Regions from separate parts of the Homo sapiens genome. Here region 1 is linked to region 2. Evidence: read pairs that join two places in POLR2A ChIA-PET (ENCODE). Cell type or tissue: PC-9. All regions are shown on one strand.

What was found. Peaks named below come from ENCODE experiments on the same cell type or tissue, not always from the same donor. Only the 100,000 strongest peaks of a DNase experiment are listed, where the experiment ranks them.
Region 1: POLR2A ChIA-PET joins it to region 2 with 17 read pairs; 2 of 35 experiments call an interaction of 5 or more read pairs at or near these places.

What each region holds. Positions count from the first base shown.
Region 1 is chr3:98,029,178-98,033,177 of GRCh38, forward strand. All of the region lies in intron 2 of GABRR3 (gamma-aminobutyric acid type A receptor subunit rho3), which reads right to left. Among named protein-coding and RNA genes, the nearest start is that of GABRR3, 4.1 kb to the right of the region's middle. In PC-9, no CTCF peak of the experiment used is centred here; no DNase peak of the experiment used is centred here.
Region 2 is chr3:98,086,945-98,090,944 of GRCh38, forward strand. OR5AC2 (olfactory receptor family 5 subfamily AC member 2) reads left to right here and starts at 229. Exons shown (of 1, transcript NM_054106.1): 1 at 229-1,158. The coding sequence starts at 229. The coding sequence ends at 1,158. In PC-9, no CTCF peak of the experiment used is centred here; no DNase peak of the experiment used is centred here.

The DNA of each region.
Region 1 (4,000 bases), 58 kb before region 2:
ATTTTTGTCCTTTCCCACAAAGTATTATGAAGATTGAGAAACAGTAGGCGTGAGTCTTGGTAATAGGTGTGGTTTTTCTCTTTGAATTGGGGCCTCTTCCTTCCTGGGTCACACAAAGAAAACATATTTCTATGCTCCCTCTTCTCAGTGTCAGAAACTCTACTGTAATTGTGTGACAAAGAAAGCAGAGGTCTGGGAGGAGGGAAAGGCTTGATTCTGAGTGGTCTCAGGGGGACTAAGAGGGTCTTTGAGGAGGACATAGTAGTCAAAGGATTAAAAACTAGAACTGATTGAGGAAAAGGAAATGCACCTAACTCATTCTGCGGCATTGGAGTTTTATAAGTGGAATGATAAAAAATCATCTGACTTGAGTCACACACACTCGGTTGGCTGCCTTATAAAACTGCTTTCCCTGGAGCCTGGAGGCCTACATATTTGATGAGTTAACTAGAATCAGAATTTGAAAAGAACTAGGTCTGACACGAAGAGACTAGTTACCCAAGGGAGGACATAATTAATAAGCAAATTTAAAAGTATTTAATTGAGGGGGTCAAGAGTGTGATACCAATTGAAGCCATAACTGTCATTTTATATCTATTAAATTAGCAAAAGACAAAAAATAATGTTAGTGCCCCATGCTGTGAAGGATATGATGAGGCCAGGTGCGATGGCTCACACCTGTAATCCCAGCACTTTGGGAGGCGAAGGCGGGCGGATCACTTGAGGTCAGGAGTTCGAGACCAGACTGGCCAACATGGTAAACCCCATCTCTACTAAAAATACAAAAATTAGCCAGGTGTGGTGGTGGGAGCCTGTAATTTCATCTACTCAGGAGGCCGAGGCAGGAGAATCACTTGAACCTGGGAGGCAGAGGTGGCAGTGAGCCGAGATCGTGTCACTGCACTCCAGCCTGGGTGACAGAGTGAGACTGTCTTGGAAAAAAAAAAAAAAAGGATATGATTAAATCCTTTTCATTTTGCAGGTGGGAGTATAAATATTGGTAAACTCCCCTAGAAATTCATCTCAAGAACTATAAAAATATTTCATGTGCTTTACTCAATTATACAATTCCAGAAAAATCATAATTTTCTCGGTAAAGAAAAAAATAAAATGTGTGAAAACATTTATTGCTGTTACTTATAATAGTGCAAACTTGAAAATAAATGTTCAGAAACAAAGGAGATAATTCTTGTCCTTTAATTCAAATTAATAATATGGAGTGATTAAAATACCATTATGGTGTCTATGAAGCAATGTGAGAAATGCTTAAGTGAAGAAAATACAAAATGGTTTCTATGCTATGATTTTAAACATGGAAAAATCATGTAGTTTCATGAATCAGGATTAGACGTGAGCTTGGAAAAACAAAAGCATAACTGGATTCTAGGTATCTTTTTCCACATAAAAATCCATTATTGCTATTGTTATTTGTATCATAAATTATCTAGAAAAAATTGAACTTGCCATTTATAATCCTTTCCAAATAAGAATCTGGTCAAAACTCTCCACCTTATCACTCCATTCTCCTTGTCATTCTAGAAGCATGGCCTCTTGATAACATGGACGTTTTTCTCAGTCAAGCTTTACTGTGAACCAGTGCACACTGAAACTCAGCTAACTGTTCCAAATAATGTAGGCAAAATTTTAAAAACTTTTTGTAGGCTTATTATTTTTCTTTAGAAAAATACAAAATGAAGCAAAAATGTTCTATTAGGCTATATACATGGATGCAAATCCAAGGAATAAGGTAAAGTAGTGGGAAAATCAATTGGTCCAATTTTTCATCACGAAGAAAACCTTCATAATTCTTGATCCAATCTTTATTTCCAGGCTCTGGATGTTTTTGAAAAGTCTTAGAGAAAACGTGGTACATCAGATGTAGTGAATCTTATGGCTCTGATTGAACTCCTAACTTCTGAACTCTGGAAATACATACCTGACTTTTTCAATAGCCTGTCTCTTGTAAAGGAAAAAATCTAGGCAGATGAACATTTCTGTGGAAAAGCCAGCCAGAGAGAATGCTTCACTTGAAACACGACAGTTCCCACATCTCACTTGGGTCTCTGTCAGATCACAAGCTCAGTGAGGAGGCCTCAGTTTCCTCATCTGTGAAATGAGGAAATTAGACCAGATTAGCAGCTAGTCTGCAGACATTTTTAAAAAATGGTTCACGTGGTACATTAACTTGGAAAAATTCAGAGAAAAGCTTGGATTTCTTGCTTCTTTTGAAAAAAATCAGAAAATCTGGCCACACGAGGCTCAAGTTCTCTTATAACAAGAGAAGGCTGTGGGCACGGTGGCTCATGCCTATAATCCCAGCACTTTGGGAGGCCAAGGCTGGAGGATCATTTGAGGCCAGGAGTTTGAGTCCAGCCTGGGCAACATAGACAGACCCAATCTCTACCAAAAAAATATAAAAGCCAGGTGTAGTGGCACACGCCTGTTGTCCCAGCTACTTGGGAGGTTGAGGTGGGAGGACCACTTGAGCACAGGTGTTTGAGGTTATAGTGAACTATGATTGGACCACCGCACTCCAGCCTGGGCAAGAGAACAAGACCTTGTTTCAGAAAAAAAAAAGTTAAAAATTAAAAAACAAACAAAAACAAGAGAAGGCTGAACCTGACCAGCCAGTTTCCCTCAGAGGAGCATATACCTTGTAGTTGTAGTCTCTGCCACTCTCTTCTGTCTTGCTTGCAGTAGCATTGGATTTGCCATGCCTGAGAACCTACTGGCTTTTACATTAGGTTCAGGGTAATGTTTAACAAGTGACTCTTTAGGAAAAAAAGCCCCAGTTTATAGTAGTGTTTTATTTCCATGGTGTAAATACTTCCACCATGGCTGATTTCAGGCTACCAACAACATGCATGGCAGAGATGTGTCTAGCACATAGTATAGTATAGTATAGTATAGTATAGTATAGTATAGTATAGTATAGTATAGTATAGTAATGGTATACTGTAGTATTTCTACAATACAGTTACAATAGACCTAAATAACCTCAAGAGCAACAGATGATAAAGTGTGGAGAAATCATTGGGAAGTGGTGAGTTTTAAGTATTTGCTACCTTTATTTTAGAAAGTATTTAATTTAATTGCAGGCTTATATAATTTATTTTTTAATAATGTGTGCTTTTAACAGCCAGCTGATAAATTTCCTGAAAATGATTGGCTGTTGCAAGCCAGACTGAGCAGACTCCAGCACTCTGCTGATTATTTTCAAGGCCAGAGTCAATACGTTGCTCTTATAGCATTTTTAGCCCCAACCCAGCACTTGCATGTAAATATCACTCAGTGTAATTGTTGAAAGAATGAATAAATATTCAGTGAGTCTATTTGCTTAATCCTCTTTGCATCATCCAGGAGTAAAATTTCTTCTCTAGGTAAAAGGGGAACATTTTCCACCTGCCATAACTTACTTTATTCACACCTCTCCCTACTTTGTTTTTAGGAAACAAAAGATATGTTTGAATACATATTTTTTTAAAGTCTTTAGGTTTTGAAAGAAGGGAATCTCTGGATTAAAAAGTGAGGTTATATTCTGAATGAAAACAACTAAAAGCAAAACATTTAAGAGCCTTATTGTATAAAAACTGGCCCCAAACAATGCATATATAAATCCCCCTTATAATTTTCAAAGATCATGTCTTCCTTTCATGTTCACTCTATTAGTTCTTTTGCATTATAGAAGAGTGGATTATTCATTAATTCATTCATTACTTAATTATTGGCTGATAATCAGGTCGGGTGCTGGGCAAAGAACCTCACAGTATCTATTCACATACTAAGGTAGGAAGACTCCTGGGCCTCTTACTCTAAAAATGACTCTATACAGTAATTACTGTATTTTGGTCAAATGCCCTAAAATCTGCATGACAGAGTGCTTGAATGACAGCTCAGAAATTGGCTGGCTGTGTTACTCTGTTCACTCAGGGAAAATGCCTGGGTTTCATTCTAAGTGGCTACTTCTGGACCAGTGTGATGGTTTATGCAATCTCCAGTG
Region 2 (4,000 bases):
CCTCCCCTACACCTCAAATATATGCATTCATTTCAGTATTTTCCAATTTTAGTGTCAAATACCTAAACACACACTTTGTAAACAGATTTTACTAATGGATGTAAGTTAGACTTTAAAAACTGTTAATTAAATGGGAAACTCAAAGGTATAAATATAATAAAATGCTACCGCTTTGTGTTATCTTTAGTGATTGTCTTTGTAACATGTTTTCTTATTACAGTGACGAGTATGGATATATCAGAGGGAAATAAGACTCTTGTGACAGAGTTTGTTCTCACAGGACTTACAGATCGACCATGGCTGCACGTCCTCTTCTTTGTTGTGTTTTTGGTGGTCTATCTCATCACCATGGTGGGCAACCTTGGACTGATAGTTCTAATTTGGAACGACCCCCATCTTCATATGCCCATGTACTTATTCCTTGGTGGTTTAGCCTTTTCAGATGCTTGTACTTCAACCTCTATAACCCCTAGGATGCTGGTCAATTTCTTAGACAAGACTGCAATGATATCCCTAGCTGAGTGCATCACCCAGTTTTACTTTTTTGCTTCCAGTGCAACTACAGAATGCTTCCTCCTGGTGATGATGGCCTATGACCGCTATGTAGCCATATGTAATCCCTTGCTTTATCCAGTGATGATGTCCAACAAACTCAGCGCTCAGTTGCTAAGTATTTCATATGTAATTGGTTTCCTGCATCCTCTGGTTCATGTGAGTTTACTATTGCGACTAACTTTCTGCAGGTTTAACATAATACATTATTTCTACTGTGAAATTTTACAACTGTTCAAAATTTCATGCAATGGTCCATCTATTAACGCACTAATGATATTTATTTTTGGTGCTTTTATACAAATACCCACTTTAATGACTATCATAATCTCTTATACTCGTGTGCTCTTTGATATTCTGAAAAAAAAGTCTGAAAAGGGCAGAAGCAAAGCCTTCTCCACATGCGGCGCCCATCTGCTTTCTGTCTCATTGTACTACGGAACTCTGATCTTCATGTATGTGCGTCCTGCATCTGGCTTAGCTGAAGACCAAGACAAAGTGTATTCTCTGTTTTACACGATTATAATTCCCCTGCTAAACCCATTTATTTACAGCTTGAGAAATAAAAAAGTCATGCATGCATTGAGAAGAGTTATAAGGAAGTAAACAGTTCCAAAGGGAAATGTCAAATCATTTATTTTTTCACCCTTTGCATAAATAAGTCAACAAGTCTTGTGGTTAGCCATGGCTCTGCCATTTCATCAGAGGGCTAGTGGTCAGGGTGGTCACTGAGCACTACGTGAAGAAACCCAGCTTTGTACAATGTTTACTTGGATTTGGGTCCAGTTGAAGTGTCTTTACATCAACCATGGTTGATTTCTTTAAAAACATTTTACTTCCTTGTTTTCTGAACATTTAATCTTGAAAATTTATTATTTTCCAGGGACCCTACATCTAAATTCCATTGAATAACCGACAATAATTGAAACTGTTATATAAGAGCCATTTAGTTCACAAACCTAGTTTACTGCACTAGGCTCTGTGATACCCTACCATACAAGAATAAAATGATAAAAACTCAGAGTCTTGCAGAAAAAGTGTTCTAGAAATAAAAGTGAGAAATAGTAATAAAAATTAAGAGTTTAAAAAATGGTGTATTTTTTAATTTTTAATTTCTGGTATATCTTAATGACAAAAATTTTTAAAAGCTTGTCTTGAACAATGGACCATCAAAATTTAAAACTTTCCATATCTAAAGTCGATATACTAGCTTTAATATAAGGCATTATATAATACAATTGCATTCAATAATATGCAGGTTAGAAAATATCTCAGGATATAGCCTTCTCAAACAGTACAGATCTTCTATACTCTATTTACAGGAATATTTTGTTTGCAATTATAAGCATGATAAAAAAATTTGCATAGAGATTGCATTGCTATACTCCAAGAGGCAGAAGACAAGGATAAGAAACAGGTCAAATATGTATGGATATTGGTGTAAAATTGAGCTGGTAGATTCTTTTAAAGGTGAGATCAGGTTCTCTTGGTGTCAGCCACCAATTTACTTCCTTTTTTTTTTTTTTTTTTTTTTTGTTTGAGACAGAGTCTCTGTTGTCCAGGCTGGAGTGCAGTGGTGCAGTCTCGACTCACTGCAACCTCTGCCTCTCAGGTTCAAGCTATTCTCCCGCCTCAGCCTACTGAGTAGCTAGAATTACAGGCATATGCCACCAGGCGGGCTAATTTTTGTGTTTTTAATAGAGACAGGATTTCACCACACTGGCCGGGCTGGTCTTGAACTCCTGACCTCAGGTAATCCTGCTGCCTCGGCCTCCCACAACTTACTTCTTTTCAGTGACAGACCTACGTTAATATATGTATCAGCTATTTTAGCAAAATGGAACTGACACATATTTCCTTTTGCAAAGTATGAATCATGTTCTTTGAGCAAGCTGTTTTTTCAAGCATTATATTTAGGAAGAAAGAATTAATAGGAAATGAAAATTAAAATTTAAGTTGTTGCAACAGGAGTGAAACTTGTTAAAGAAAAATTTTAGCTGAATAAAATTTTAAAAAGTTTAATTGAGCAGAGAACAATTTGCCAATTGGGCAGTTTCCCAGCCAGAGTAGGCTCAGAGACTCCACGGCAGCTACATGGTGGAAGATTTGTGGACAGAAAAAGGAAAGTGACATACAGAAAACAAAAATGAGATACAGAAAGAGCCAGATTGGTTACAGCTCCACGTTTTTCTTATTTGAACATGGTTTGAACAGGTGGCCACCTTTAGCCAAAACTCGGTGACTGGTACAAGAGCAGGTTACAGTTTGTTAACAATTCTGTTTAGGTTTGTACAGACAAAGTTTTAGGCATAAAATATATAAGGAGGCAGCCTTAGGCTAAACTTAATTTAACAAAGTGTGCTCTTGTTGAAGAATTTTAAAAGTTATTTTTAGTTAGCTTTTTTGCCTGTAATTCCAACAGATACACCAAAATATTAATCTAATATGTAGACATATTCTATATCTTAAATGTATTGATTATTTGACTTAGGAATATAAATTTAAAATGTTAATTCATTTGTATAGGTGTACAGTTTCATTCCTATGGATCTCCACTAACAAATGGCTTTTTTAAAAACTACACAACTGAATGTACTCCTTTTAAAAATTTTTTTTATTATACTTTAAGTTCTAGGGTACATGTGCACAATGTGCAGGTTTGTTACACAGGTATACATGTGCCATGTTGGTTTGCTGCACTCATCAACTCGTCATTTACATTAGGTATTTTTCCTAATGCTATCCCTCCCCCAGCTCCCTATCCCCCAACAGGCCCTGGTGTGTGATGCTCTCTGCCCTGTGTCCATGTGTTCTCATTGTTCACCTCCCACCTATGAATGAGAACATGTGGTGTTCTGTTTTCTGTCCTTGTGATAGTTTTTGCTTAGAATGATGGTTTCTAGCTTCATTCATATCCCTGCAAAGGACATGAACTCATCATTTTTTATGGCTGCATAGTATTCCATGGTGTATATCTGCCACATTTTCTTAATCCAGTCTATCATTGATGAACATTTGGGTGGGTTCCAAGTCTTTGCTATTGTGAATAGTGCCGCAATAAACATATGAGTGCATGTGTCTTTATAGTAGCATGATTTATAATCCTTTGGGCAGTAATAGGATCTCTGGGTCAAATGGTATTTCTAGTTCTAGATCATTGAGGAATCGCCACACTGTTTTCCACAATGGTTGAACTAATTTACACTCTCACCAACGATTTAAAAGCATTCCTATTTCTGCACATCCCCTCCAGCTTCTGTGGTTTCCTGACTTTTTAATGATCGCCATTCTAACTGGTGTGAGATGGTATCTCATTGTGGTTTTGATTTGCATTTCTCTGATGACCAGTGATGATGAGCATTTTTTCATTGTCTGTTGGCTACATAAATATCTTCTTTTGAGAAGTGTCTGTTCATATCCTTTGCCCACTTTTTGATGGGGTTCTTTG